Regions from separate parts of the Homo sapiens genome. Here region 1 is linked to region 2. A link is an interaction called in ENCODE POLR2A ChIA-PET data of the cell type or tissue named here. Cell type or tissue: GM12878. All regions are shown on one strand. Links, peaks and the distances in the headings refer to the core of each region. The heading gives the core; the rest is flanking DNA.

The links. ChIA-PET counts read pairs that join two places held together with the same protein. Peaks named below come from ENCODE experiments on the same cell type or tissue, not always from the same donor. Only the 100,000 strongest peaks of a DNase experiment are listed, where the experiment ranks them.
Region 1: POLR2A ChIA-PET joins it to region 2 with 11 read pairs; 3 of 35 experiments call an interaction of 5 or more read pairs at or near these places.

The regions. Positions count from the first base shown.
Region 1 is chr14:69,434,082-69,450,312 of GRCh38, reverse strand. SLC39A9 (solute carrier family 39 member 9) reads right to left here. Exons shown (of 7, transcript NM_018375.5): 3 at 8,047-8,244. Among named protein-coding and RNA genes, the nearest start is that of PLEKHD1, 43 kb to the left of the region's middle. In GM12878, for the core only: no CTCF peak of the experiment used is centred there; a DNase peak (open chromatin) is centred at 8,132; H3K27ac peaks cover 1,224 bases.
Region 2 is chr14:69,346,070-69,362,300 of GRCh38, reverse strand. It overlaps GALNT16 (polypeptide N-acetylgalactosaminyltransferase 16), which reads right to left. Exons shown (of 15, transcript NM_001168368.2): 13 at 15,120-15,261; 14 at 14,299-14,424; 15 at 7,835-10,270. The coding sequence ends at 10,133. Among named protein-coding and RNA genes, the nearest start is that of ERH, 44 kb to the left of the region's middle. RefSeq lists enhancers at 1,275-1,354, 7,458-7,957, 7,988-8,087, 13,100-13,600. In GM12878, for the core only: no CTCF peak of the experiment used is centred there; DNase peaks (open chromatin) are centred at 3,611, 7,270 and 7,740; H3K4me3 peaks cover 764 bases; H3K27ac peaks cover 3,152 bases.

The DNA.
Region 1 (16,231 bases), core at 3,636-11,635, 87 kb before region 2:
TTCTCTTTGGCAGATCAAGGATTCTGAGAAAGTAGAATGGTATGGAAGAAAGATACCCTGGGAGAAGGCTAGCTTTGCCCCAGCTCGGTCCTCTTCCTTCCTTTCTTCCTTTTTTTTTTATTTTGAGATGGAATCTTGCATGGTCACCCGGGCTGGAGCGCAGTGGCGTGATCTTGGCTCACTGAAACCTCTGTCTCCCAGGTTCAAGCGATTCTTGTTGCCTCAGCCTACCAAGTAGCTGAGATTACAGGTGCCCGCCACTGCGCCCAGCTAATTTTTTTGTATTTTTAGTAGAGACGGGGTTTCACTATGTTGGCCAGGCTGGTCTCGAACCCCTGACCTCATGATTCACCCGCCTCGGCCTCCCAAAGTGCTGGGATTACAGGTGTGAGCCACCGTGCCCAGCCCCCTTCCTTTCTTGCATAAGCAAACACTCACACATGTGTATACACACACACACACACACAGAGCAGGATGTCAGAGGGAAACTAGAGCCACTTGCCCCTTCCCAGGATCAGAGAACACAGAAAAGGTCATTACTTTCTGCAGCTACTCTCTGTTCTTGAACTCACAACACTGTCCTGACCATGAATAAGGTCAGGTAGGAGAAATTTACAACTCCCTGAACTATAGGTTCACAAGTGTGAAATTCGACCATCCTTGTTTCTTTTTCTCTCTCTTTTTTTAAGACACAGGGTCTTCCTCTGTCACTCAGGCTGAAGTACAGTAGCACAATCATAGCTTACTGCAGTCTCGAATTCCTGGGCTCAAGCAATCCTCCCATCTCAGCCTCCCAAGTAACTGGGATTACAGGCACATGCCACCATGCCCAGCTAATTTTTAAGATTTTTGTAGAGACGGCGTCTCGCTTTGTTGCCTAGGCTGGTCTCAAACTCCTGGGCTGAAGCAATCTTCCCGTCTTGGCCTCCCAAATCGCTTGGGATTACAGGCGTGAGTCACCATGCTCAGCCTACGTTAAATTGAAACTGACAAGAATCACAAGAAAAATGTCTTGGAGCCCAGTGTGGCCAACTGTGTGATACAGCCAGAGTCCAATACCACCCAACAGTGCTTCTCATTTGCTGTTTGGAGTAAGGCACAATAAAACCATTTATTCTTACATCAACTTTCCAAGATAAGATTTTATTAAAAAATATAACTCTATGGAAAAAAATTTAACACATAGTAAATACAAGGAGATTAAAAACCGTTCTAGACCAAAATTATTTTGTTTTGTTTTAAGCTTACTCCCATAATTTTTTTAAACTCTAATTTGGAAATAATTTTAAACCTTCAGTAAAGTTGCAAGAATAGTAAAAAAAAATTCATACATCCTTTTCTCAGATGGACCAATATATTGATTAACATTTTGCCTCATTTGCTTCATCATTTATACTCACGCTCTCTGTACACACACACATTCTTTTTCTCTAACATTTAAAAGTAAGTTGCACACATCAATAACCCTTTATCCCCAGATGCTTCAATGTGTATTTTCTAAGAGAAAAGATATTTTCTTACATCATCACAGTACAGTTATCAACACTGACACTTTTTCTAATTTTCTTGCATATTGTAATTTTGTCAACTGCTCAATAAAGTACTTACTTCAGGGCATGTTTCCTTTCCAGGAAGGATCCAGTCTAGAATCACACATTTCACTTACTTGTAACTCTTTAGTCTCCTTTAATCTGGAACATTTCCTCTCGCTTTGACTTTTATGACATTGCCATTTTTGGATAATATATTCTCCTCCTTTCTTGTTTTTTTAGTAATAAAAACTTTTGTGTGTATGTCCTTAAGACTACGGGTTCTTGGATGAAATGTTATAATGGTGATGATGCTTCTCCGGGTATCACATCTAGAGGTGCAGGATGTACATCTGCTGCTCACTGGTGGTGTTAATTCTGAATTATATCCTGGACATTGCCAACATTATCTCATGGATAGTCAGATTTTGTTATATTCCTCCAAAGAGTGACTTTTTTGTTTGTTTTGCTTTAAGTAGCTTGGTTGGATTAAAACTGCAAAATGTCTTTTGGGTTGCTGCTCAATTTTCAGTTTAATTTTTTTTTGTGCTTTTTTTTTTTTTTTTTTTGAGACAGAGTCTCACTTTGTTGCCCAGGCTGGAGTGCAGTGGCGTGACCTCGGCTCACTGCAAGCTCCGCCTCCCATGTTCACGCCATTCTCCTGCCTCAGCCTCCCGAGTAGCTGGGACTACAGACGCCCGCCAACACGCCTGGCTAATTTTTTTGTATTTTTAGTAGAGACGAGGTTTCACCGTGTTAGCCAGGATGGTCTCGATCTCCTGGCCTTGTGATCCACCTGCCTCGGCCTCCCAAAGTGCTGGGATTACAAGCCTGAGTGACTGTGCCCCATCACTTTTTTTTTTTTTTTTTGGAGACAGGGCCTCCCTCTGTTGCCCAGGCTAGAATACAGTGGCACAATATTGGCTCACTGTAACCTCCCTGTCCTGGTCTCAAGCTACCCTCCCACCTCAGTCTCCTAAGTAGCTGGGAGTACAAGCGCAGGTCACCACGACCAGCTAATTTTTGTATTTTTTTGTAGAAAAAAGGTTTTGACATGTTGCCCAGGCTGGTCTCAAACTTCTGGGCTCAAGCCATCCACCCACCTTGGCCTCCCAAAGTCCTGGGATTACAGGCATGAGCCACTGCATCCAGCCCAGTTTAGTTCATAATTATCTTCAGCTGAGCTACCTGGAGTCTGCCAAGCATGGTTCAGGGTCAGCTGGAGACCGAGGCAGTTCATATACAGAATTTGGGGCTGAGTTTCTCTTCGTTCTAGGATTCTCCCTTATTTTCAGTGCTGTAACCACTGAAACTCCTGAACTCTGTCCTCTGGTTCTTCAGTCCAGAAAGACTGAGTTTTCTATCAGAGTTTTAGCTGTCCCACAGGGGGCTGACTACTGAAAGCAGTAAAAATAGGAAATGCACCCTGTTCTAAGTGTTGACTCCCTTCCAGAATTTGCTTGCTTTGGGTTGCTCTCCACTGGTTTTTTGAATTCTGTCCAGCATTTTTAGTTACCTGTAAGGAGGCTGATCTGAGAGCTTACTTGGTCATATCAAAAGCAGAATGCTTGTGACCTTAATTTTGACTATCCGATCAAGGTATCATCTGATTTCTTCATTTAGTTACTTCTTTCCCCTTGAAGCCAATAAGGAAATAAAAATTTGCCCCCTACATTTAACATTCATTGATGATGCGTGCCTGAGCCAACCTTTAAGGAGGGTTGCAAAAATGAGTATTTTTCCAACTCCAGCACTCTTTCTACATTTAATAATTGGAGCATTCTACTATAAGCAAGTGCTCTCTCTCTCTCTCTCGCTCTCTCTCTCTCTCTCTCTATATATATATATATATATCACAGATGGGCTCATGGATTCCCATTTTTTTTTCTTTTTCTTTTTTTTTTTTTTTTGAGACAGAGTTTAGTTCTTGTCTCCCAGGCTGGAGTGCAATGGCACAATCTTGGCTCACTGCAACCTCTGCCTCCTGGGTTCAAGCAATTCTCCTGTCTCAGCTTCCCCAGTAGCTGGGATTACAGGCGTGTGCCACCATACCTGGCTAATTTTTGTATTTTTAGTAGAGATGGGGTTTCACCATGTTGGCCAGGCTGGTCTTGAACTCCTGACCTCAGGTGATGCACCCGCCTAGGCCTCCCAAAGTGCTGGGATTACAGGTGTGAGCCACCGCGCCCAGCCAGATTCCCATTTTTTGAATGGTTTATGCTTTATTACTGTTCTTAATTATGTTGGTGCTCAACTTATCCCACATGTGGCCAGTGGGAACCCTTTTAAGAGGGTTCCTATATCCTATGACATGCTCCCATCTTCTTCCTTCCTTCTGTTTTTTTCAGTTCTAGATGTTCCAAGCTCACTTGTACTTACCCTGCCCCTGTCCTGGAATCAGCCCTGAGTCTTCTCTGAAAGGCCCTGGCTTGCTCATGCTAGTGGGATGTCTTTATTTCTAGGCCCCATCTTCAGACAGAGCTAGGACATATATATATATATATGTATATATAAATATATATACAAAACCAAATACATTTAGAAATCCCGAGTCCAATACTTCCAATTCCAATAAGTCCCTATAGGGGTTCTTTCTTGCCTTCCTCCACTCCATACTTGTGTGTTCCTTCTTCCACACTTAGAACCCTGACTCCACCAACATCAACATGACCCATTGACTCAATCCTATAAAACATCTAAAGCAGCTTCAGAACTGTTTTGCCCATTCCATTACAAACAACAACAACAACAACAACAACAACGAGTTCAGTATTTGTTTATGGTTTTCTCCCAACTCTACCCAAGACTAAACATATGTAGTCAAATACTACATTCATAATTTACTTGAATTAGTTTTTGTTAAATCCCTTCAGTGTGATTGTATTATTCACTTGAAATACAATTCATCTGTTTCAGTTAGCGCTCCCATCCATATTGGTTTCATTCTATTTTTTGAATATGTAGAACATTAACATGTTTCCAAAAGTCAGAATTATACCAAAAAGGCATGCTCAGGGGAATATCATGTGCTCCCAAAACCCTTTTGCCCTCTCAACTCCTCCACCTCACCCCATGCAGTTAATAAATGTCTTTTGTTTTCTAGCCAGTTCTTCTTCTGTTTCTTTTTTGTAAAGGTAAGTAGATACACTTGACCACTGCACTGAACAATGTGGATGTTGGAGTGTTGACCCCCTACACAGTCAAAAATCCACATACAACTTTTCACTCCCCAAAAACTTAACCACTAATAGCCTACTGTTGATCAGAAGTCTTAATGATAACAAAGTCGATTAACACGTATTTTATTTGTTATATGTATTAATACTGTATTTTTACAAAAAAGTAAGCTAGGTAAAAGAAAATGTTATTTAAAAATCATAAGAAAGAGAAAATATATTTACTATTAAGTGGAAGTGGATCATCATAAAGGTTTTCATCCTCATCATCTTCACATTGAGTAGGCTGAGGAGGATGAGGAGGAAGAGGAGGGGTTGGTCTTGCTGTCTCAGGGGTGGCAGAGGTAGAAGAGGTGAAGGAGGTGGAAGGGGGGCAGGAGAGGCAGCCACACTCAGTGTAACTTTTATTGAAAGAAAATCCATGTATAAATGGACTCACACAGTTCAAACTCATATTGTTCAAAGGTCAACTGTATGTTTTTCTTATTTCCCCTTCTTTCTTACATAAAACATAGTATATGCTAGATGATCATTACATTTTTTGCTTTTTTTTTTCCATTTAACAATACCTCCTGGAAATCTCTCCCTATCAGTTCACAGATACCTGAATCTTTATTCTTTTATTATTATTTTTTTTAGAGCGACAGGGTTTCGCATTGTCTCCCAGGCTGGAGTGCAGTTATGCGATCATAGCTCACTGCAGCCTTGAACTCCAGTTTCAAGTAATCATCCTACCTCAGCCTCTCAAAATGCTGGGATTAAAGGGGTGAGCCACTGCGCTCTGCCTGAATCTTTATTCTTTTCTACAGCTACATAGTACTCCATTATGTGTACATACCATAGTTCATTCAGCCAATCTCCATGACTGAACATTTAAGTATTTTCCAATGATAAATAATGCTGCATTGAATAATCTTGTGCATATGTATTTTCATATTGGAGCTGTATTTGAGTAAATCCCTAGAAGTGGGATTTCAAAGGGTAAACATATATGTAGTTTTGTAAGATACTGCCAAATTCCTCTCCATGGGCATTGTACCATTTTGCATTGCCACCCCAATATATGAGTGCCTATTCTATCACAGCTTTGCCAATCGGGTGTATTGTTAAGCTTCTGAATTTTTGCCTGACAGGTAAGAAACGGTATCTCAGCATAGCTTTGACTTGTATTCAAGTGAAATTGAACATCTTTTCATAAGTTTAAGGGCCATTTTAATATCTTATTGCGATTATCTGTTCATGTCTTTTGTCTGCTTTTCTGCAGATTTTTCTGTCGACCAAAGATTCTTAGCCTGGGGTCTATAGAGGTGAGTACAGGTAGAATTCAGGGGATGTCTGTGACTTTAACTTGAAAAAAATGCGTTTTTATTTTTACTAACCTCTGAAATTTAGCATTTCCTTTGTCTTTATTTTTTTTGAGATGGGATCTTGTTCTCTTGCTCAGGCTGAACTGGAGTGCAGTGGTGTGATCGTGGCTCAATGTAGTCTCAACCTTCTGGGCTCAAGTGATCTTACCACCTAAGCCTCCTGAGTAGCTGCGACTACAGGCATGCCTCATCATGCTTGGGTAATTTATTTTTTTTTCGTAGAGATGGGGTCTCACCATGTCTCCCAGGCTGATCTTGAACTCCTGGTCTCAAGTGAACCTTCCCCCTCAGCCTCTCAAAGTGCTGGGATTACAGGCATGAGCCACCACGCTTGGCCACATTTCCTTTATTTTTATTATCATTATTATTTTTGAGACAGGGTCTCACTTTGTCACCCAGGCTGGAGTGCAGTGGCGTGATCTCAGCTCACTGCAGCCTCAACCTCCTGGGCTCAAGCGTTCCTCCCGCCTCAGTCCCCCAGTAGCAGGGACTCCAGGTGCGTACCACTATGCTCAGCTAATTATTGTATTTTTTGTAGAGATGGAGTTTTGCCATGTTGCCCAGGCTGGTCTCAAACTCCTGAACTCAAAAGGATCCGCCCATCTTGGCCTCCCAAAGTGCTAGGATTACAGGTGAGTCATGGTGACTGCCCCCTCATTTCCTTTAATTATGAATGCAGACAATAAACCACAAGTAATATCAGCACTATCTTTACTGCCAGTAGAAATCAGACTAATCAGGTTATTTTACAGTTGTAGATTATCTTTAAATTATCGCTTTCACTCATCACTACTTTAAATTAAGGACTTATAGAACTGCTGCCATACTGCATGATTACAGCTTTCCTGTCTGCAGATGCTCATGTGATGGAGCTGGGCAACTATCAAGTAGCTCTGCATCTAACAGTCACTCAGCCACCAAACAGTGATAGTCACAAGGCTCTCCCATTGGGGACCAAGATACTTATGCTGCTTTCCAATATTTCCTATCTGCAAAATTCCCTGCTGACATATCTGAAAAAATATGTCTACACATCAATCCCTGGAGAAGTTTTATAACTCTCAAATTTATTTCTATCACCACAGGATCGAAGTGTATCATGTATCAGAATCCTTTTTTATTAATATAAATCGTATGAAAAATGTTGACCTAGCCAAAGATAAATTCATTGATCTTAAAACAAAACAGTTACTATGACTGGAGTCAAATTTGAAAAGTCTTGGGGAATTCTAGTTGTCCTTTAGAGAAGCTTATGATTCCTTAAAAAGCAAGCTACAAATGTGTTTAGGTACATTTGTAAGAAAATACCTTTGTAAATCAAGATTTTCTACACCAATAACCATCAAAACAAAAACCCAAAATCAACTAGATGTTTAACTTGACATACATGTTGCCTTGTTACAGACTACCTCATAATTTAATGTTCTTAAGCCAAGCATATTATTATGTAATAGCTAGCATACTAATGTCCTAGAAAATAAAATTCAACTCTAACTTGTTTAGGATTTAAATGTATTATCTCATTATTTAATGCACTGATAAAGACATACATTACTATATCACAAATTTGTTCTGATGTTTTAGTAACTGTATTTCAACAAAGGTGGTTTTCTCTTTGATCTTATGTACTATGTTTTATACATTTAAAAACAATATTCCAATAAAAGGTCCACAGTCTTTAGACTGCCTAAGGGCTCCACAGCAAAAAACTAAGTTAAGAACTTCTGCCCTAGACTCTCAACCAAATGTGACAACTTTAAGACAAGCAAAGTAATAAACCAATAAACACTTCTTTGCGCCACATGCCACAACTCACTAGCTCTCCCCACTTAGTTAAATGTTCACTAGAACCCAAGGAAGACAAGAGTTTTAGCACTAAATATGGCCACTGATACAGACTGAAATATTTGATCGTTTGTAACTTTCTCAACTGCAAATGTATTGCACTGCCCAGAAAGCCTTGGAGCCACTCACCGTCAGTAGAATGCACATGGGAGTTACCAATCTGGTCCACCAGCAACATGAAAACGAAGCCCAGAACGAGGGAAACACCAATATAGGCATGCAGCTGTGTGTGGTCGTGGCTGTGCTCATGTTCATGGACAACTGATTTTTCTGCTGCTTTGTCTGATGCAATCACATTATGTGTTTCACTTGCTTGGTGGTGTTTTCCTAGAGCAGAATAAACCATAAAGAGAAAATATGTTTTTCCCCTAAAAACATTTTCATGTAGGAGTTTCCATTCTTTGTATTTCAAGCTCTACTTACTTTACTGTAAAGACATCCACTTTTTATATTGTAATCCAGCCAATCATTAACTCCTTCAACTTAAAGTTCATGATGAAAAAATTCCCAAATGTCTTCTGCCTTTGGCATGCAGACCTTCTGACTGCCTATTATTCTCAACACCTGGGAAGTGGAAGCAAATCACCATGCAAGAAAGCAATCATATTCCCAAAGGGACACCATCCCCAAATATTCCTTTATCTGAGAAATTCATGCCAATCTCACCAGAAAATACACTGTTTTTTTCTGATGAAAATAGGCAAATGAAGAGCAGTAACAATGAAAATAATTGCAATCAAATTCATCTAGTTTATACCTAGGCTGAGATAAAAATGTAAAATAAGGAACAAATTGAGTAGAAAATTTTTAGCTTTATAAAATATCAGCAGACAATTGCCAGCAAGAAACCAAAAGGGCAGAGCAGTTTAAGAGGCACATCCTTCAGTCTAAATTCAGTTCTAGAAATATGGAGGTTGGGAGACTCTGAACTGCAGTAAATGATACCTGGCCAGCTGATAATCCCAGTTTACAGTAACATATTTGTCATTTAAAACATAAATGCTTCAAAAGGCCAAAAAGCTTATCTTTGCTATATTTCATGAATAGAGAATAACATACTAGACATTTATCATTTATAATCAGATTAAGCAGTTTAAGCCTTCTTTAAAAATTGAGACAAGGTCTCATCTTTCACCCAGGCTGGAGTACAGCAGTGGTGCAATTATGGCTCACTGCACCCTCGACCTCCCGGGCTCAAGCAATCCTCCTACCTCAGCCTCCCAAGTAACTGGGAAACCACAGGCAAGTACCACCATAACCAGCTAATTTGAAAATTTTTTTGTAGAAATGTGGTCTCCCTATGTTGCCTAGGCTGGTCTTGAAATCTGGGGCTCAGGTGATCCTCCCACCTTGACCTCCCAAAGTGGTGGATTACAAGTATGAGCCACTGTGTCCAGCCTAGAGATCCTGTCTCTTAAAAACAAAACAAAACAGGCCAGGTGCAATGGCTCATGCCTGTAATCGTAGTACTTTGGGAGGCCAAGGGGGGCAGATCACGAGGCCAGGAGATCAAGGCCAACATGGTGAATCCCCGTCTCTACTAAAAATACAAAAACTAGCTGGGCACGGTGGCGCGTGCCTGTAATCCCAGCTACTCAGGAGGCTGAGGCAGGAGAATCGCTTGAACCAGGGAGTCGGAGGTTGCAGTGAGCCGAGATCACGCCACTGCCTTCCAGCCTGGCAACAGAGGGAGACTCTGTCTCAAAAAAACAAAACAAAACAAAACAGTTTCACAAAATAATATCCAACCTTACAACAGTTACAATGTACTCTTCTGTTTCTTTCTCTGTCTCTCTCTCTTTCTTTCTTTTTGAGACAGGTATGGCCCTTTCACCCAGACTAGACTACAGTGGTGCAATCTCAGCTTACAGTAACCTCCATTTCCTGGACTGAAGTCATCCTCCTACCTCAGTCCCCCAAGAATCTGGACTACAGATGTGAGCTACCAAGTCCTGCTAATTTTTATATTGTTTTTGTGGAGATGTAGTTTTGCCATGTTGCCCAGGCTGGTCTCAAACTCCTGAGCTCAAGTGATCCGCCCACCTTGACCTCCCAAAGTGCTGGGGTTACAGGCTTGAGCCACCGTGCCTGACACTATTCTTATGTTTTTGAGACAGAGTCTCACTCTGTACCCAGGTTGGAGTGCAGTGGCATGATATCGGCTCACTGCAACCCTGTGCCTCCAGGGTTCAAGTGGTTCTCATGCTTCAGCCTCCCGAGTAGCTGGGTTTACAGGTGTACTACATGGTGAGTTCTTGCAAGATCTGATGGTTTTTAAGGGGCCCTTCCCCTCTTCATTTAGCACTTCTCCTTCCCGCGGCCTTGTGAAGAAGGTGCCTTGCTTCCCCTTTGCTTTCCGCCACGATTGTAAGTTTCCTGAGGCCTCCCCAGCCATGCTGAACTGTGAGTCAACTAAACCTCTTTAATTGACCTTTATAAATTACCCCGGCTTCAGGGCCTTTTGTGGTTACATATGAATTTTAGGATCGTTCTATTAAGGTTTATTTGGCTTACAGTTCTGCAGGCTGTCCAAGAAGCACGAATCTGAGGATCTCAGGAAGCTTCCAATCATTGCAGAAGGGGAAGAGGAGTCAGTATTTCACAAGACGAGAGAGGGGAGGGGTGCCATGCTCTTTTAAACAACCAGTTCTCTTGTTAAATTATAGAGGGAGAACTCACTCATCAGCAAGGGGATAGCACCAATATGTGCATGACGGATCCACCCTCATGACCCAAACACCTCCCACCAGGCCCCGCCTCCAACACTGGGATCAAGTTTCAACACTAGATGTGGAGGGGACAAATATCCAAACCATAGCAAATGCCACTGGAATTATGATAGGGGTTGCATTAAATCTGTAGATCACTTTGGGTACTACGGATATTTTAACAATATTAATTCTTCCAATTCATGAACACAGAATACCTTACTTATATTTTCTCCAATTTTTTAAATCAATGTTTTATAGTTTTCAGCATATAGATCTTTTACCTCCTTGGTTAAATTTATGCCCAAGTATTTTATTTTATTTTATTTTCTGATGCTATTATTATTTTTTTAAAAATTATACTTTAAGTTCTAGGGTACATGTGCGCAACGTGTAGGTTTGTTACATATGTATACATGTGCCATGTTGGTGTGCTGCACCCATTAACTCCTCATTTACATTAGGTATATCTCCTAATGCTTTCCCTCCCCCTCTGATGCTATTATGAATGAAATTGTTTTCATAGTTTCTTTTTCAAATAGTTCATTGTTAGTGTATAAAAATGCAACTGATATTTGTATGCTGATTTTGTATCCTGCAACTTAACTGCATTTGTTTATTAGTTCTAATTTTTTTGTGTGTGGAATCCTTAGGTATTTCTATGCATAAGATCATCTCACCTGAAAACAGAGACAACTTTACTTCTTCCTTTCCAATGTGAATGCCTTCTATCTTTTTTGTCTGCCTGACTGTTCTGGCTAGGGCCCCCTATATTTTATTTAATGTAGAGTAAAGTGACAGAAAAAGCCACAGTTAATCATACCTCTATAAAGAATCTGATACATGGCATTCTTACAGAACTGATAAAAATGAGTGGGATAATCTACATTGAGCCATGGCTGACAATAGCAGTTTTGACAATACATCACATTTATATTTTCATCTTTGACCCAATAGTCTACCTTCCTAAACATACCAATTCTAACAGTCCAAAGAATTTTGAGATGTTTTCAAATTTTGGCTGCACAGTAAAGTGCTGCATTACCCAACAATCTTTGAAGTTCTTAAAACTTGTTTCTATAGACAGTTTTTTTTTACGTGAAAGCTGATAATCATCTAATTCCAGTGATTTTAGAGCTATAATTACAGAAGAGTAAGAGGTTCCTTTTTACATTAATTAGTATTTAATAATGCTTATTAAAGCATCAGAGCACTTAGTTAACATGATATACTGAGTTCTGAAAACAATGTATTATAATTATAAGGTCCACAGAAGAACGAAACCATAGGCTGTAGTAACATGTATACAAACGTCTTTCTTGAAGTACGAAGAAAAGTTGTTTTGGTCTACAATAAAGAAAGAGGGGGGTCAGGCGCGGTGGCTCATGCCTGTAATCCCAGCACTTTGGGCGGCCAAGGCAGGTGGATCACCTAAGGTCAGTTGTTCAAGACCAGCCTGGCCAACATGGTGAAACCCCGTCTCTGCTAAAATACAAAAATTAGCTATGCCTAGTGGCAGGTGCCTGTAATCCCAACTACTAGGGAGGCTGAGGCAGGAGAATCACTTCAACCCAGGAGGCGGTGGTTGCAGTGAGCCGAGATGGTGTCACTGCACTCCAGCCTGGGTGACAAGAGCAAAACTCTGTCTCAAAAAAAAAAAAAAGGGTAAGGGAAGAGGGTAAGAAAAGAGAGAGTAAAGCAGCAAAAACAAAATTACAATGATATGTCTAAACTCATCAGTATGAAGAAAGATGTAAAAAATCTGGAGACAGCTTAGCTGAAAGGTAATATCATGGTTAAGTTACTTCACAGATTTTTTTGAGTTACTCTTCCCAGCACTTTGGGAGGTTGAGGCAGGTGGATCACGAGGTCAGGAGTTCAAGACCAGCCTGGCCAAGATGGTGAAACCCATCTCTATTAAAAATACAAAAATTAGCTGGGCATGATGGCAGGCACCTATAATCCCAGTTACTTGGGAGGCTGAGGCAGAGAACTGCTTGAACCCGGGAGGTGGAGGGTGCAATGAGCTGAGATGGTGCCACTGCACTCCAGCCTGGGCGACAGAGTGAGACTCCGTCTCAAAAAAAAAAAAACAAACAAAAAAACTTCTTTAACAGAGGTATTAACATTTTACATTTTAAAAGGAATGTTGGAGACATCTGATGCTGGCCATGTTACAGTAAGAGCATTTTGACGTCAATCACCCACTGATTACAACAAAAACTGGACAAAACACACCAAAAAACAACTACTTCAGGACTACAAAAAGTAAACAACAGCAAGTGAAGGCAAGGCAGCAAAAACTTCTAGAAAAACCCTGTCTTTCCGGCCAAAGGACCAGGAAAAGAGGTTGCTAAGAGGTAGTGAAGTACAGGAAAGTCTCCCCTTTTTTTCTCTACCTCCTCTTTTTTCTTTCCTGGTCCTGCCTTTAAGGCAGCCCCAGTTGCAGAACTGCATGGTGGCAACAAAGGCAGTTAAAACCCCATCTTTCTGGCCAGAGCAAATAGAAAAAGGGATCCCAGGCCGGGCGCGGTGGCTCACGCTTGTAATCCCAGCACTTTGGGAGGCCGAGGCAGGTGGATCATGAGGTCAGAAGATCAAGACCATCCTGGCTAACATGGTGAAACCCCGTCTCTACTAAAAATACAAAAAATTAGCCGGGTGTGGTGGCAGGCACCTGTAGTCCCAGCTACTCGGGAGGCTGAGGCAGGAGAATGGCATGAACCCGGGAGGCGGAGCTAGCAAGGGATCCCAGTGGTCTGAAGTGTATGGGGGAAACCTGGTTATGCTGTTCTGCCTTTTCTGCTGTTACTTTCTTTTGATAGAAGCCCAAGTCACATGGAACTATGTGGTGGCAACACATGTAGTGTTGCATGCAGCCACAGCTCTATAGAGAAACCTTGTCTTTCTTGACAGAGGACCAGGAAAATGGGGTCTGTTTGCAAAACAATGTGGAAGGAACACTGGAGAGGAAAGAGCTGAGAGAGGGGTTCTTTAATCCTATGTATAAACGGCACAAGTCCCAGGCTCACCCCTGAACTCAGTATACACAGGACATAGCCAAAGCAGCATTGTAAAGGCTTTGAAAACTCAGCTAAAATGAGAACCATCATCCAAAAAACAAAAAACAAAAACAAAACAGAACTTTTAGGCTGAATCTAAATAGGTTAACTTCCTGCTAAAACAAAAGAAATAAACATTCTCCAGAGATTTTGACGGGACTCAGATTCTCAAGTTATCATATTCAAAATGTCCAGCATACAACCAAAAGTTATTTGACATACAAAGAAACAGGAAATTTTGACCAATTACCGAGGGAAAAGACAATCAACCCAACCCACAGATCACTCAGATACTGGAACATTCAAAGACTTACTTAAAGCAGCTACTCTAACTATGTTCTCTAAGCTAAAAATAACATACTTTTGGAAAAATAATTTTTAAAAAATAGAGACAGGGTCTTGCTATGTTGCCCAGGCTGGTCTGGAACTCCTATACTCAAGTGATCCTCCCCCACCTGAGCTTCCCAAAGTGCTGGGATTACAGGCGTGAGCCACTGCGCCTGGCCGAAAGGTAAAAATTCCTCAAATAAATGAACATCCTCAGCAGAGAAACAGACACTTATAAAAAGAAACGAACTGGAAATTTTAGAACTGAAAAATATAATATCTAAAGTAGTAAATTCACTGGATGAGATCAATAATAGACTGGAAATGGCTGGGCACAGTGGCTCACGCCTATAATCCCAGCACTTTTGGAGGCCAAGGCAGGTGGATCACCTGAGGTCAGGAGTTCCAGACCAGCCTGGGCAACATGGTGAAATCCTGTCTCTACTAAAAATGCAAAAATAAGCCAGGCGTGGTGGCACACCCCTGTAATCTCAGCTACTTGTGAGGCTGAAGCAGGAGAATCGCTTGAACCCGGGAGGCAGAGGTTGCAGCAAACCCAGATCACACCACTGCACTCCAGCCTGGGCAAAAGAGCAAGACCCTGTCTCAAAAAAAAAAGAAAATAGTAGACTGGAAAGGACAGAGGAAAGAATCAGGGAATCTGGCTACAATGGCCGAGGTAAGAAGTACAAATTAAGATCACGTGGCTCACAAAGTCTAAAATATTTACTATCTGATGCTTTACAGAAAAAGTTTGCTAATCTCTCGTCTAAACACATCAATTAGAAGACAGAGGTTGTCAAACTAGAGTTTAAAAAAAATGATACAACTATATGCCATCTGTAAGAAGTCCACTTTAAATGAATGGCACTGGCTAAAAATAAAAGGATAGAAGGGAAAGATATAACCATGGAAACACTGATCAAGAGAAAACTGAATGGTTATATTAAAATTAGATGAAGTAGACTTGTGAACAAGAAATATTACCAGGAATAAAGAGGGATATTGCACAATGATTAAAAAGGTCAATTCACCATGGCATAGCACTCCTAAACATGTAGGTACCTAACCAAAGAGCTTCAACATACATAAAGCAAAAGCTAATAGAAATGAAGAGAAACAGATAAATCCACAATCATATTTGAAGACTTCAATACTCCTGTCTTAGTAATAGAAGCAGAAAATCAGCAAAGATATAGAAGACCAAACAACTTGACTTGAAATTTACAGAACAAGAGAATGTACATTCTTTTCAAGTGTGCATGGAACGTTCCACAAGATAAACCATATTCTGGACCATTAAAAAAGCATTTACAAATCTGTAAGTTTTCAAATCATACTAAGTATATTTTCTTACCATAATAAAGTTAAACTAGAAATCAGTAACAGAAAGAATCGGGGGCAAAACCAAGCAACCAACCAAATTTTAAAAACCACCACTCAAAAATTTGCAAATTAAATCACACAATTCTAAGTAACACACGGGTAAAAGAGGAAGTTGCATGAAAAATTAGAAAATATTTTGAACTAAATAAAGATAAAAATATAGCACACTAAAATTTTGAGATGCAAATAAAGCAGTGCTTAGAAAGAAATTTATAGCATTAAATTCTTTTTTCTTTTTTCAGGGAGGGTCTTGTTCTTTCACCCAGCCTAGAGTGCAGCGGCATAATCATGGCATGGCTCACTGCAGCCTCAGCCTCCTGGTGTGTGTGTCACTGCGCCCACCTAATTTTTCTGTAGTCACTGCGCCCACCTAATTTTTCAAATTTTTTTGTAAATACAGGGTCTTCATATGTAGCTCAGGTTAATCTCAAACTCCTGGTCTGAAGTTATCCAGCTGCCTTAGCTTCCCAAAGTACTGGGATTACAGGCGTGAGCCACCATGCCTAGCCTAAATTCTTAGAAAAGAATAGGCCAGGTGTGGTGGCTCACGCCTGTAATCCCAGTACTCTGGGAGGCCGAGGCAGGTGGATCACCTGAGGTCAGGAGTTCAAGACCAGCCTGACCAATATGGTGAAACCCTGTCTCCACTAAAAATACAAAAATTAGCAGGACGCGGTGGTGGGCGCCTGTAATCCCAGCTACTTGGGAGGCTCAGACAGGAGAATTGCTTGAACCCGGAAGATGGAGGTTGCAGTGTGCCGAGATCATGCCACTGCACTCCAGTCTGGGCAACAGAGCAAGACTCTGTCGCGCAAAAAAAAAAAAAAAAGA
Region 2 (16,231 bases), core at 3,068-11,067:
CTGAGGACAAATAAGGCAGAGCAGAGAACCCTGAGGCCGGGAGGACATTGGGAACAAATACCCCTGGCCAGGAGGCAGGGAGAAAACAGGCCATGCTGGACATAGCCCTGGGCCCTCAGGCCAGCTCAGTCAGGGGTCTCACCCTCCCGAGCCCCAGAGAAGATGCCTGGCCCCAAGGCAGACCATTCGCAATCGCCTCCAGAGCTACATCACGGGACATTGTATTCTTGGATCTACCATGTCCTGTGCTCCCAATTTCCTGCCCTGTGACTTTATTATTTATTTATTTATTTTGAGATGGAGTCTCATTCTGTCACCCAGGCTGGAGTGCAGTGGCGTGATTTCGGCTTACTGCAGTCTCCGCCTCCCAGGTTCAAGCATTTTTCCTGCCTCAGCCTCCTGAGGAGCTGGGATTATAGGCATGCGCCACCACACCTGGCTAATTATTGTTTTTTTAGTAGAGACGGAGTTTCGCCATCCATGCCAGGCTGGTCTTGAACTCCTGACCTCAGGTGATCCACCTGCCTCGGCCTCCCAAAGTGCTGGGATTACAGGTGTGAGCCACCGCACTGGGCCCCCTGTGACTTTAGGTGCTTTAGCCTCTCATCCTGTTTCTACATCTGCAAAATGATGATTGTGGAACCAACGTTGGCTCATCCTACCTCCATTCTAAGAATCAGCCATGTAAGGATACGGGATGTGGGGACAAAAGCTCTCAGCCTGTTAGAGCTTTGCACAGGGCCTCAGTGTCCTCAAGTGCAACATGGGGATAACAGTACAAACATGTCAGTGTTCTATGAATATACAGACTGATGGGTGAAAGGCAATAAGGAGCAGCAAGGAGCATGGACCCTGGATCAGACTTCATGATTTTAAATCCTGGCCCTCCATCCTGCCAGCTGGGTAATCTTGGGCAGATATGTTAACTTCTCTGGGCTTTGATATCTAGTTTGTAAATGGGGTGGTATTGAAAATACCTACCTGATAGAGTTGTAAAGATCAAAGAAGATAAAATGTGTGTCTCAGTGTTTGGTCAGTGACTGACAGGACCAGTTATAAATGTCATTGAATGGAGTACTCATAGAAAGGGCTTTGCCATGTAACTCACGGTAAAATGTATGCCTGTCCTGCAGGCTGGAGGATGCAGCACTGATTCCTTGATTAATAGATCTTCTGAGGCAGAAGCTCTTCTAGAATGAAGTCAACCATATGTGGCTGGTATTGGGGAAGAAACTCATAAATCATGCAAAGCGAGGCTGGCATGTGGCAGCTGGTTCAGTGGCAACCCTCAGCCCAGCCCAGTGCCCACTCTCCCTCCGCCTCAGAGTGATCCATCACTGCCCAGAGCTCTGTGGCAGGCAGCTTGCTTAGCAGGGGCAGGGCCCGCAGCACCCAGCTCTCTGAGCCTTCTGCACCACGTGGTGACACGTGGCCCCGTCAGGGGACCAGAACCCATCTCAGTCACCAGAACAGTGGCTCTCAAACCTGAGCATGCATCAGAATCCCCAAGAGGCTTGTTAAACTCAGAGGGCTGGCCCCACCCCCAGAGTTTCTGATTCAGTAGGTCTGAGTGGGGCCCAAGGGTTTGCATTTCTTCATTTCTTTTCTTTTCTTTTTTCTTTCCTTTTTTTTCTTCTATTCTTCTCTCCTCTCCTCTCTTCTCTTTTCTTCTCCTTCTTCTTCTTCTTTTTTTTTTAGACAGTCTCACTCTGTCTCCCAGGCTCAGCTCACTGCAACCTCCACCTCCTGGGTTCAAGGGATTCTCCTGCCTCGGCCTCCCAGATAGCTGGGACTACAGGCACTGGGCATCATGCCCAGCTCATTTTTGTATTTTTAGTAGAGATGTGGTTTCACCATGTTGGCCAGGCTGGTCTCGAACTCCTGGCCTCAAGTGATCCACCTGTCTCAGTCTCCTAATCGGCCTCTTCTTTTTTTTTTTTTCTTTTTGAGATAGGGTCTCGCTCTGTTGCCCAGGCTGGAAGTGCAGTGCTGCAATCATAACTCACTGCAGCCTCAACCTCCTGGGATCAAGTGATCCTCCCGCCTCAGCCTTCTGAGTAGCTGGGACTACAGGCATGCACCACCACACCTGGCTAATTTTTAAATTTATAGTATAGATGAGGTCTCACTATTTTGCCCAGGCTGGTTTCAAACTCCTGAGTTCAAGTGGTCCTCCTACCTTAGCCTCCCAAAGTGCTGGGATTCTAGGCAGGAATCGCTGTGCCTGGCCAAGAGTTTGCATTTCTTTTTTTCTTTATTTTATTTTATTTTATTTTTGAGACAGAGTCCCACTCCGTCGCCAGGCTGGAGTGCAATGACACAATCTCGGCTCACTGCAACCTCTGCCTCCTGGGTTCAAGTGATTCTCCTGCCTCAGCCTCCCGAGTAGCTGGGACTACAGGCGTGTGCCACCCGCCTGGATAATTTTTTGTATTTTTAGTAGAGATGGGGTTTCACCACATTAGCCAGGATGGTCTCGATCTCCTGACCTTGTGATTGCCCACCGCGGCCTCCCAAAGTGCTGGAATTCCAGGCGTGAGCCACCGCGTCTGGCCCAGAGTTTACATTTCTAATAAGTTCCCAGCTGAAGGGGCTGGTCTGTGGGACCATTGACACATGCTCCTGTGAGAGTGAGTTTAAACCTAGCTGTTTATCCTTGGGCAAATTTCTTCTCTCAACTGAGCCTCCCCTCCTCATCCATAAAGTGAGTGTATGAGAACCTACCTCATTGGAGTGCATATGGTAGCCTTACTAAGATTCTGGGTACCCAGAAAGTGCTCAATCTGTGTCAGTCCTCAGCATCACCAACACATTGCTGTTGAGACAACTAATGAATAGGGAGGGTGGAGTTGTGGCAACATCAAACTTGTAAGAAGTGAGACGAAAAATGGACAAGTGTATATTGCGTGCTTTCTATGTGCAGTGTACTAATTCCTAAATGCCAAAATGCTTTATCATTAAAAGACAAAGCAAAACAAAAACAAACCCAGTTAGAATGCTTTATCTTTAATTAATTCATTCAGCAAACAAACATTTGCTGTAAGTCTGAGAAGCAGGTTCTGTGCTGTAGCAGTGGGAGGTATGAAGCTGGAGCAGGCGTGGTTCCTGTCAGCAAGGAGCTACAATCTAACAGAAAAAAGAGGACAAGACTAGAGAAGACAGGAACACACCATAGCGTATGGAGGAAGGTGATGACAGGCTGGGAAGGAACGCTCAGCACCCTGAAGAAGCAAGCTGGAGAGGTACTTTTCAGACAGGTGGGGGATCAGGAAGGGTTTCCTTGCAGAAGCAGCACTTGTCTGGGAAAATGGGTAGCATTTAACTCATGGAGTTAACAAAGTATGGGGCAGAAGAAACAGCAAAAGCACAAACAAGAGAAAGCAGAAAGCAACTTCGCACTACACGACTCAGGTCACTTTGGCTGATTGTAGGGTGAGGAAGAGAGAGTGGAAGCCGAGGTTGGCCTGGCTGTCTGCCATCAGGCATTGGATAGTTGTAACCATCGGTGGTTCATGGGGCTCCTCTGAGAGCATTCCACCGTCTTTGTGGGGCAGGTGTTCAGTATACCACTGTGGGCTTGATGATGGGTGTGATGATGACGCACCGGTGTGAGAGCTTGCATGTTCTAGGAGGGGGAACCCCCCGGAGCTCTAAGCACTGCCAAAGCCAGCTCACCTTCCCAGCATCCTTCAGAAGGAGAAGTCAGTCCCAAGCCCCCACCTGATGGCTGCAGAACCAAGGCCACACCGCACACCCAAGAGAAAGCTCCCAGTGCCACTCTGCTGCTCCACCTGCTGCCCCCACAACTTACTGTGACCTGATTTAACCTTAGCATCCCCCACACTCCCACCCCCAGGGAGGCCAAGGCTCTGGAAGGCAGAGTCATCCTGGGCGAGGGGCAGCCCCTGCCCTTGTGGGCAGAGAAACCTGGAGCTCTGCAGCTGCCTGACAGGGTTGTGGGAACTGCAGTCCACCCACGGGGAGAGGAGCAAGCCTCCTGCCATGCTGAGAGCCATCTCTGACTCAAACTGTGGGGAGGGGCCCAGACAGAGACCCCATCGAGGTGGCCCTAGAGCAACTGTCTCCAGAGACTCTTACCTCCTGGTTCTCCTGCCAGAGAGTCCCCCAGACTCTCCTGCCATCCCTAGTTTCCCATCCAACTGAGGGTCTCCCAGCTGGGGACTCTCCACCACTGCTGGGCTCAGACCTCCGGGTCCAAGATGTGGTCCCTACATTCTTCTGGCTCCTGGGGAAGTACAGTAAGGAGTACAAGGGTAGCCTTCTTTCCCCCTGGCTTCTCCCTCTTGTAGTGAGTCCAGTGCTGAGTGTCAGGGTACTCAATCCAGGGCCCAGCTCATTCTGATTCTCTCCTGCACAGCTTCCCCTCTCTGGGCCTCCAGCTCTCCTTCCTGGTGCATGGGACTTAAATGTGCAAACGCATCACTTGGACCACTCAATACAAACACAGGAATTCTAAGCCTCCCCGTCTGGGTCAGACCCAGGAGCATACAGGTCTACAATCCCTCCAGGGATACTGAGCAGGTTATCTGGACCACATCTTAAGAGACACATATTTGAAAGACAAATTGTTGAAAGACCGGCTTTGTTTTCAGATGGCTTGAGGGGATCAGAAGCAACCTGAGAGCCAGGCAAAAACAAGTCTTTCCTGGAACGCCTCCACCATGAGTATCCCTTCTCTCCAGAGAAGGATCACTAATTCCCGTACCAACTAGACCCACCTTCCCGAAGGAAGAATACCGAGCCCTGGAGGAATGGTCCCTAGCTCAAGAAGCACAGGCTGTGTCTGTTGGGGTTGAAATGGCTCCCACAGCTTCCTTCTAGAATTCTCCTGTTGTAACAGGCTGGTCTACGTCACCACAATGCTGCCTGCAGGGTAAAAAGCCCAGGCCACCCAGCAAGGTACCAGCTGAATTGCCATCTCTGCTAGTGTGGCCAGTGGACTTCACCAGACCTTATCCAGTCCAACCTTTATCCAGCCTGAGGCAGGCATTGCCTGGAATGTCATTTCAAGCTGTCCTGGAAGCATCATCTTCTGGAGAGAGAGCACCAACTCACTGACGCTCTGGGTGAGAGCTCCCTCTCCTTGCTCCCATAGCTCCTGCCTTCCCCTGTAGCTTTTATCATGTGGTATCACAGTTGCTGCTGATTGGTCCATCTCCTCTGCTAGAATATTTGTTCTCGAGGGCAGGGACCGTTTCTGTCTTGTTTACATTTGTGTCATCACCCCTAGCAAAGTGTTTGGCATGTAGCAGGCACTCAGAAAATGTTTATTAATAATAGTAATGACATATTGATTAAGCATTTGGAAAGGGCCAGATGCTTTGCGATCAGGCTTCACAAAAAAATCCTTTACGGCTATGAGTACCCCATTTAACAGGTAAAGAAATCAAGGCTGAGAGATGAAATAACTTATTCAAGAGCTCAGTCAGGCGCAGTGGCTCACGCCTGTAATCCCAGCACTTTGGGAGGCCGAGGCGGGTGGATCACGAGGTCAGGAGATGGAGACCATCCTGGGTAACACGGTGAAACCCTGTCTCTACTAAAAATACAAAAAAAATTAGCTGGGCATGGTGGTGGGCGCCTGTAGTCCCAGCTACTCGGGAGGCTGAGGCAGGAGAATGGCGTGAACCCAGGAGGCAGAGCTTGCAGTAAGTGGAGATCATGCCACTGCTCTCCAGCCTGGGTGACAGAGCAACACTCTGTCTCAAAAAAAAAAAAAAAAAAAGAGCTCACAGCTGGCAAATGGCAGAGTAGTGAGGGATCCAGCTGAATGGGTATTTTTTGAAGTTGATTTGAATTTTTATTTATAGAGATAGGGTCTCGCTATGTTGCCCAGGCTGGTCTCGAACTCCCCTGGGTTCAAAGGACCCTCCCAATTCAGCCTCCTGAATATTTGGGATTACAGGTGTGAGCCACTGCGCCTGGCTTGAATGGGTCTTAAAGACCCAAGAGTCCGCACCCCTAGTACACTCTTCTCCACGCTTCACAGGGCTGAATTAAGCAGGAGAAATTGTCCTCAGATGGCTCTGGAGCCTCAGTCCAGGTCGGCTACTCAGACAGCCCAGCTGCAAGCCCAGGAGAGTAGGCCCTCCCCTGATCCATCTCCAGGTCTTTCCTAAGTGCCTGGCAGTGAAGACCTCTTCCCATTAGAGAAGCTGGCTGGGTTGCCCCCTCCTTCTGGAGGAGCACTGACTCAGACCATCACAGGGACACACAAATACCAAACACACTGAGAACATTGTTGGCAATGAAATTACAGACGTTATAAATGCCAGCCTTTCCCTTCCAGGTTTCCTTTCCTGTTCCCTGGTGGGAGAAGGACCACACCCCATGCAGTGCTGGGAGACATCCCCCGCAGGCCTTGGGGTGCTGGAACCCTGGGACGACAGTCATATTGTCCAGGTTATTTCTCCCAACTGCAGATGGAGACAGCCTTCCTGAGGGGCCAGGGGGAACAGCCCTTGTAAAAACTGAAGCCAAGTCACAGAGGCCCAGGGATCCTCAGGAACAGCTCCCTGCTGTACAAATGGGAGTCTGGCCCTGGTGCAGAAGTCCCTTCTGCTGCCCTGCCCATAGGCTTTCGGGGGACTCTCCTGCCAGTGACGTAACTGTTAATACCCAGCCTGGGGCTTTTGCTGATTCCTCCAGGGCCTGGCTAAAGGCTGACAGCCTTATCTCCTAGGGAAAAAACTGGGTGGCACAGAAAATGGGCTTTGGGAGAGGTAGGTTTGGAGGAGAGCAAGCAAGAGGAGAGAGCCTGACTCAGGAGAAGCAAGCACCAGAGCCCTCCAAGGCTGAGGGTGAAAATAGATGGAGAGTGGAAATGGGGCTCAGCGCGCCAGGAGGGAGCCCTGAGTAGGCGGTGGGTGGTGGGCTGTGCTCCCTGAGAGGACGGAGGGGTGGATGGGGGAATGGAGGCTGCAGCCAAGGTCTTTTACAGTGACTTGCTCCTAAGCCCAGACCAAGCTGGACATTGTAGCCAAGGTGTATTCTCTGCAGCCAGCTAGGGCTTTGCTCCAGGCTCCTCAGGCCCAGGGGTCAGAAGTTCTGGGTAACTCCAGATCAGCAGCCCCACGGCAAAGTGGGGCTGAGGGCAGAAATGGTTGCGTCCAGGAGAGGCTAGTGGTGTGCTGGCCTGCCAGCTGCAGTTCATATGTATGTTGAAGCAGCGTTTATTTTTACCTGGGTAGGTTCAGCTTCTGATCACAGACATGGTGGGGGTTTTCCATTGGTTTCCATGGGAACATTAGGCAGAGCATCTGCTACCCAATCAAGCAAAGCTGGTCTGGTAAGACTCTTTTCAGAATTATTTTGCTGTTTTTACCCAGGAAGTATGTCCTGCCTGAATTTGTACCACTGCCTTCTTGTGTGGTAGAGCAGGGGAGGGCAGCTCCGAGGGGACAGGCCTGGCTCACAGGGAAGGAGAGAGGGCTGGCTAAAGGCAAGCACGGCGGCAGGGCAATACCTATTTGGAGAAGCAATTTGCTTTCCATTTCTAAGCCCCAAGTAGAATCCCATAATGAGGCCACAGGAGCCTGGGCTCCACCTGACCTGTGCTGATTCCTGGTTTTGGTCCAAGGCCTGCCCTTGCAGTAGGGCCACCTGTTGGCCCCCACCAGAGCAGTCAGGAGTTCCTGGGGCACCACAGGGCATGGAGGCCGACGAGCAAGCTACCAGGTGCAGGACAGGGCTAGACTTGAGCATGTTCAGTTTCACTTTTACAGAAAGGAGGCCCGGACTTTCCCCACGAGGCGGGGGAGGGTGTGCTGAAGGGCTAGGCCTGGAGGCAGAAAGGAAGGCGCTGGTGCATGTGGACATGTAAGAAGTGGTTTTATTCCAGGTGTGTGTTTCATAAAGACGAGGTCCTCAAGGACAGCTAGTGGCACATGCTTTGGTCAAGAAGAGGAAAAGCAAAAACAGAACAGGGCTGCGTTGCCACAAAGGACCGGCTGATAAGTGCAGAGCCTGATCTGACCACAGCAAAGGACAGAGAGACCCTCTTGAAGGCCCTCTGGTCAGCAGTCCTCTTACATTCAACAGGCGCAGCCCCGGCTCCCCAGCCCCAAAGGTCCATGCCCGAGTGTGGCCCAGGCCTTCTAGTCCATCCTCTGGGGAGAGGCCTTTGCCCTGGGCCCAGTTCTGTCCTAAGCTGTGGCAGGAGGCTTCCCAGATGAACAGGGGATCTGAGGCTGCACCTGGCTGCGGAAGAAACATCACGACAGAGGACAGGCAAAGCATGGCCCTGGGAGCGAAGGGGCCTGCGCTGGCAAGTCCAGAGGGGTGCACTTGGGCACGGGAGTGCTGCCGAGAGGACGCTGGTGAGAGTCAGGAGGCGAAACTGCTGGAGAGCCCTCCAGAGCAGGTGCTGCGGACCACAGACACTTGGCTGCTGACCCCAAGGGCCGTGTGGAGGGAGCAGGCGATGGCAGTTTGAGCACGCCAGGGAGGAAGATTAGGGGGTGGCAGCTTGGGCAGACAGTGGCTTCAATCCAGAGCAGAGGTTCAGGCCCTTTGGGGATCAGGGACCTCTTTTAGAAGCCATGGACTTTTTCCCCAGGAAAATGCATGTATGCACACACATGCAGTATTTTAGGGACAATTTCAAGAGATTCCTAGACCCTCTAGAATCCATGAACTCTATGGGTATGTGGATCCTTGGCCTATGAAAGACAGGGGGCTCCTGTGGTAGGTATATCTGCCCCAGGCTGGTCTGCTTTGTAGGGGAGACCCCCAGGGTCCTGGTACCAACAGTCATTTGCCCAAGAGCCAGTGGGGTGAGGAAGCAGGGTGTGGGGATAGCAGGAGCAGTTCCAAGACAAGGCCGTGGGGTAGATGTGTGGATGTGTTCTCAGCGGCTGTGAAAAGGAACTGGGAGTTCTCTTCACAAACAGGAGCCACAGCCAGCCTCCCAGCACAGTGCAATAGCTGACCCTTCAAGAAAATCCCTCCTGTAGTAGGGAGGGGAATAAGGGTGAGGTTGAGCCCTAATGACTTAGGGGCTCCTGTAGCGGGGAGGGGAATAAGGGTGAGGTTGAACCCTAATGACTTAGGGGCTGTTCTTGGTCCAGAAGGGAAGTTCCCTTCTTTCCAACCACCCATGATGCTGTATTGACAGAGGCAAAAACCTTTGAGAAAGCAGGAGTCAAAAATGACAAATGAGGCTGGGACTACTCAGGGATGTGTGTGGCTACCCGTCCTTTCAGTGGGTCCTGGCGGCAGGGACAGGGCACTAGCTGTTCATTAATGCCCGAGAGAGAGGTCTCAGCCTGACACATGGCCAAATAGAAGTGGAGTCTGTTTAATAAACTACGCCCGAATCTTCCCCTAAAGATCCCTCTGCAGCCTCTTGCTAAGAATGTGGGCACCCACAGGCACAGGACCGGAAGAGGCAGCGTCGGGCTCAGACCCTGGGGCTGGTAAAGTGTGGAAGGGACTGTGTCCTGGGTAAGAGACCTTGTTCTTTTGGTGCTTTGCTGCTCTTCTATCCATGTTCATTTGCAAATTACCCATCCTTTGCTGCCAAGACACCATCCGTCCCCACCCAACCCAGTGCCACCCTGGGCTTGGCATCTCTGACAGGTCACCGGGCTTCTCACCTCCTTCCTGTTCTTCAGCTACCCCTGCAGGCTGCCCCTCTCCCCTTCCCTCTTCCCAGCCTTCAGCCTCTCCATCCATGCTGCCCAATTTCCCCTGGCCCTGCCTGCCTGCACAGCTGGGCCTCATGACCCAAAAGACCCCTGTGTGGGCTTCTGTCCTTGCTTTCTCCGGGCAACAAGGGAGAGACCACACACTATTGTCCCAGCCCCAAGAAGCGCCAAGGGAGAGGACAAAGGGCCAGGGGCACCTACTCAGTCTCTACCCAGCAACAGTCCAGCACCCTGACCATCTCCTCTCCCGGGGCAAGGCCAGGACAGCACTGAGGGCATCGGGGCGTGCCCGCCTGCGCCCTCCTAGAACAAGCTTTGGAGAACGTGTGTCATGGTGGGTATTTGCTGATGGTCCTGGCAGAAATGTGAGGAGATGGGAACAGCCCACTTTGCACTCCCCCACCCTAACCCCCTTCCGGTCCCGAAGTCTCATGCAAAAGGTACAGGAGGCCCCAGGGCTACCGTCATGTGTGTGGCAACAGCTGCCACTGCTGGGCCTGGGCGTCAGCCTGACACTTGCTGGTCACCAGCTGGGCAGGCTTTGTCTCCAGGCAGAGGCCACTGACTGAATGCTGGATGAAAGATCCTTTTCTCCTCCATTTCTAGGAGGAACAGAGATGGGTTAGAAGAGGAAGGAGAAAACAATGATTTAAAAAAATAATGTTGTACTTTCATTCCACATGTATGCACACAGCCCTTGTATATAACTAGGACACATCCCCCTCCTCCTTTCTTTTTAGGCATGACCTTGTTCTTACAGTGGTGCTACCACAGCTCACTGCAGCCTCGAACTCCTGAGTTCAAGCAATCCTCTTGCCTCAGCCTCTGAGTAGCTAGGACTACACCTGCATGCCACCACGCCCAGCTAATTTTTAAATTTTTTGCAGAGACTGGGTCTTGCTATGTTGCCCAGGCTGGTCTAGCTAGAACGTCTCACCTCAAGTGATCCACCTGTCTTGGCCTTCCAAAGCACTGGGATTACAGGCATGAGCTACCATGCCCAGTCATGCCCCTCATTTAAATCAGGCTGTGTGTTCCTATGTAAGAGGCTGCCCCCATCCTGCCTCTAACACCAGCTTTAAGCCCTGCCCTTCCCAGCAGGGCTCTTGCTTTTCTGTAGTTTGCAGAAGTTCCTGTCCAGATCAGAGGAGGAGGCAAAGCAGAAGTCCCCTGTGTTTATTTACAATTTAGCTTGGTTGCCACGTGCAAATCTGCATTTCCAGCTTCTATGTAGTTATTGGACCCAGTTTCTTACATGGCATCAGTTGCTGGGGCTGAGGATTTGCCCTCTGCCTTAGATGGGGCTCTTGTTCTGCAGGTCACCATAGTTCCTGCCTGGTCCCGACTTTTCTCCTATTGGGGTTTTCCCACCAGCTCCCTGTAGGCACTTGAGCTTGTCAGTCCTGGCCTAGGTAAATCTTTTATTTCTGTAAACAAGATTTATTCTTCCTAAGCTTCTGACCTGTGAGGCCAGTAATCTACACCCCCTAGTGGGAAGCTGCCTTCTTTGTAGGGATGAAGTGTGGGGCCAGCAGGGTGGTGGGAGACTGGAGGTCTCGCATCACAGAGTCATGCAGGGGCTCCTGGTCAGTGCCTTCACCTCCTGGTGCCTCCCCGACCCCGGGTTTGACAAGGGGGAGAAGAGTTGCTCCTGTAGAACATTACGGAAGTGCCTGGGTGGAGGATGGAGTGTTGCTTGGAACATTTATGAGAAGGGATGAGAGGCAGAGACCCAGGTTTCAAGGCTCAGGGAAGAATAATAGTAAGATAGGTCTAGTTTGGGTTTCTCTCCTATTTGCCTCCCATTGCAACCACCTCCCCTCTTCCATCTTCTCTCATTCACCGTGTCTTCGATTAGAGGCAGGAGTGCTTGTGACCATGTGGAGGAAGCCCAGAGGGCTCTGAGGGCAGTTGGTGGACAGGGAGCAGCTGAGGGGAGAGAGATGAGCCCACCCAGCTGCAGGGATAGGGCTAGGGCTGCGGGGGGATGTGCACACAGGGTGGAAGGCAGGGGCGGAGCCTGGGCTCCCAGTGGGAATGCAAGGACGTGATGGGTAGGGCTGAGACCCAGCCTCTCTGGGCCCACATGGCCCCCGCAGAGAGCCTAAAGGTCAAGGGCCTTTGGATCCCCCCTCCTGTTTCTTCATGCTCTTCTAGTCCTTGACATTTACCTCATGTAGGCCAAACCTCCAGCAATGCCCAGCTGGAGAGAGTATGGCCATCCTCACCCCAGGGAGTCGTGGTGCTTGGAGCTACCTCAGCATCTAGCCTTCTGTAATATAGTGTCTTACTCCCTTCTTTCTCTTCCACTAAAGTGCAAATTCCCTGGGGGTCAAGGACCATGTCCGTTCATCCTTGTGGCCAACATGATCTGTACATTCTCTGGCACAAGGTAGGCACCCAGTGACATTTTGTTTGTTTGAGACTGAGTCTCGCTCTGTCACCCAGGCAGGAGTGCAGTGACACGATCTCGGCTCACTGCTACCTCTGCCTCCCGGGTTCAAGCGATTCTCCTGTCTCAGCCTCCTGAGTAGCTGGGATTACAGACGCGCGCCACCACGCCCGGCTAATTTTTGTGTTTTTAGTAGAGACGGGGTTTCACCATTTTGGTCAGGCTGGTCTCGAACTCCTGACCTCATGATCCACCCATCTCAGCCTCCCAAAGTGCTGGGATTACAGGCATGAGCCACTGCACCCAGCCGTCATTTTGTTTTAAGATGAACGAATGACTGAATCACCCAATCATTAGGAAGTGCTCCCCAAACAGCGGGATTCTCACTTCTTATCAGTGCTATTAGGCACAATCTCAGGGCTTCTTGACTCTCCAGGCCACTCAATTCTGGGCTTGTCTGAGAAACAATGTCACATCACCCACTGTCCCATCTCCACATCTTGGTTCTTGCGGATTCCTTGTGAGGTAAGCAGGGGAGGGAGCCCCTTATTTTATAAGTGAGGAGACTGAGTGAAGGGAGGGGGAGGGAAGACTGAGCTGGGGCCTGCTGACTCCATCACACCAGGTCTGAGGCACAGGAGCCTCTCGGATACAGGAAACCCAGCTAGCCTTGGAAATAGGACCAGCAGGGGACCAAGAAGGACGGCCCGGATTCCAGAAGGCATTGGCAGTGGGATAGCTGGCTCATCCTGTCCTCCTGGGAGAAGAGGGGCACAGGCACCCAGAATGCCATCGGGAGCCTGGCAGGACTTGCAGGGGCAGAATGAATGGGGCCAAGGAGATACCTACACACCCCGTAGGCTGGGTCAGCACAAAGGGGGAAATGTGTGATTCAGCCCCAGAGGGGCAATTGAGTGGAGGCTTTGCTCGGAGATAATTCCTCAGTGGGAGGGGGTGGGCGTGGGCTCAAGGATTTGCCCTCAGAGAGGTGGGTGCTCTAGGTGCAGGAGACACTGCACCAGCCCCACTGCAGGGCAGGGCCGAGGGTGGGCTGCATCCCCCCACCATCCAAAAGCGCTTAAAGTGTCCCACAGGTCCAGCAAGTGGGCTGGGCACACAGATCCCTCAGACACACACAGGCCGGAGGGAGAGGCTGTGGCTGCTTTCCAGAATGGCACAGCAAACTGCTGTTCATCCTTTAAAAAACGTGCTGACCCAAGCAAAGAAAAAGGGGTAGGAGGAAAACCATGCAGGCCAAATCAGAGACCCAGGCACCCTCCTCACTGCTTGCACCGACTGAGGCAGGCTAGCCAGTGGCAGGCACAGGGAGGGCTTCTGAGGAGGGTGAGCAGGGGAAGTGCTGGAGCAGCCTCTGGGCCTTGGGTCCCATTCCCTGGGTGGTGAGGGAGCCCTCCAAGACAGGAAGGGAGTAGCACAGAAGAGAGCTGGCTGGATTCTGGAAATCCACTGTCACTGGTTGCTGTGTACCCTGAGCAAGTGACTCCACCTCTCTGTGCATCACTTTCTTCCTTGACCCTGACCTGTCTCCCAGGATTAGTGGTGACAGTGTGGGTGAGAGTGTCGGATCAATGGAAAAAGCAGTGCTCACGTGAGGCTGGTCATGCCAGCTTGGACATCACTGTGTCTGGAGCTCAGTTTCCCTAGTCTGCCAACAGTCAAGAAATACTTATTGAACATCTACTATGTGCTGGGTTAAGACTGTGGGCCTAGAAGTCACTGACCTGGGTTTGAATCCCAGCTCCACCCCTTCTCAGCTGTGTGATCTGACATATATTCTTTAGATTCAGCGAGCCTCAGCTTACTCACTTATAAAATGGAGGTAGTACTAGAACCCACGTCACTGGGTGGCTGGGAGGATTAGATGAGATGATCTATTTCAAACTTCTAGCACAGACTGTCAGTAAAAGCTAACACTTATTTGAACTGTGGTGGTTGTCAGGAGCTAGGGATACAGTGTTAACAAGACAAGTGGTCCCTGCCTTCATGGAGCTCACAGCCTGGCAGGATGGCATTAAACAAATAATTACCCAAAGAAGTATTTCCTCATGGGCAGAATAATTGGCTTGACCTAGATGTAGACTTTGCTCCCCCTCCCCACAGATCCTCGCTCTGAAGGGCTTATTTGAGTCAATCAGGGGCTCTCCTGCCAAGGTCTGCCACCCTGAGGCATGGCCCCTCGGGCTGCTGGGCCTCTGGGCCAGAGGCAAGGAGACTCACCTGCTTGCCTTCTCTAGGGTTGCACATCTGCAGTATGACTGGGGATCCAGGGGAGGACATTAAGGTGGAGGTGGCAGCCAGGCACTTCCCCTGCTGCTGGATGAGGTGGTCACTGAACAGCCATGCCTGCAAGGCAGGGAGCAGAAAGGCCAAGTCAAAAAGTACAGCGATGGGTGGAGAGATGGGTAGATAGGGGATAAAGCAAAAACACGGCATATTTTTGTAAGATTTCTACAAATAATTGTAGGAGCTAGGGTAGATGTATGGGTATTCACTGCATAATTCTTACTATTTTTCTATATGTTTGAATTTTTTGGTAATAAAATGCTGGGGTGGGGGAGCTTAGCTGGAGCTGGCCAGAGGGCAGTCAGGGCTGTGCCAAGAGACTGTGGGGGATGAGAGAGAATGACAAGACATGGAACCAAGGCAGCTGAGAGCTGGTCCTCACTGGAGTCTCCATGACCTGCTTTAGTTTCGATGTGGGTGCAACACTCATATGTTGCACCCATGTGCGCACAGGAGTCTTGGACATTGCCTGTCACATGAGCCGACCCCAGCTGGATCTCAGGAGACAACTGGGCACTATCTGGGCAGCTCTTCTCCCTCGGCAAGAACAAAGCAGGTGGTGCACACAGGATACCCAAGTGACAGGCTGGAAAGGGGATATGAATGTGTAGGAGCAGGGTCTAGGGGCCCCTGGCAAAGTGGGTTTGTGTAAGATGTAGACAGAGGAGGAGAATGAGTAGGGGGAAGTCCCTCACCCCACTCCTGGACAATGCCTCCAGCTCTCTCCCACTCCCATTCCTACCCGAGGTCCTTACCTGGGCGGGCTGCGGGTTCTTGGCAGACCCTCTGCAGATCCCCATTCCAAGCAGGAAGTCACCAGCTGTGTTCTGGCCCTGAGATTCTAAGCAGTTCACCCCCTGCTTAATGATGCCGGGGAGTGCTTCCTTCACGGGGACCCTGAGAGAAAAGGCAGCAGTCAGGCTTGTGCTTTCCCCCCCAAGGCTTACCTACACCCTCTGCCAGACGTCAGCATCCTATCAGCTCTGGGAGCGCCGAGGTCTCCGTGGGAAGGGGCCCGGGAGCAGCCTGGCCAGCAGGGGGAGGTGAGGAGCAGGAGTGGCCTCTGGGAAGACTGGGCCTCGGCCCCAGGGGTTCTTCCAAGTGGCTCTGGGACCCTCTGCCCTGGAGGCTGGGCCTGAGACATAGAGGATGGGGGAGCCATGGGCGGAGCTCAGGCTGGAAAAACAGAGCCCCTCAGTCCAGAAAGAGGAAAGCCTCAGGAGAGCCTGGGGCCAAAATGCATGCTCAATAATCAATCCCAAAATGACAGGGAAGGGAGCGCTTTGAAGAGGCAAATTAAACACAAATATGAAAATGTGTTTAATCTCAGTAATGATTAAAGAACTACGTATCAGAGTCACCAATGTTTATTTACCATGTATGTACATTTGTACACACACACACTTAATTTAATGACAATGCCCAGTGTCGGCAACAGCTGTGGGACTGAATCTTCTCACACCTTCCTGGTGAGAGCATAGATTAGCACAGCTTCTCAGGAGGGCAGTGTGCTATTGTGTCTCAAAGCCCTTAAAAATGCACACATCTTTGACCAATATTGCCCCTTGTAGGAACATATCCTACAAAAATAATTATAAATGTTGTAAAAGACATTCATCTCAGAGTGGTTGATTATATTGAAAACACCAGAAATTTCTAGATATCTAACAACAGGAGCTGGGCTAAATAAATTCGGATTCATCCATACGATAGAAAACCCTGTAGCCATTAAAAATGACTTATGGCTGGGCATGGTAGCCCACACCTGTAATCCCAGCATTTTGGAAGGCCAAAGCAGGAGGATCACTTGAGACCAGGAGTTCGAGACCAGCCTGGGCAACACAGAAAGACCCCATCTCTACAAAAA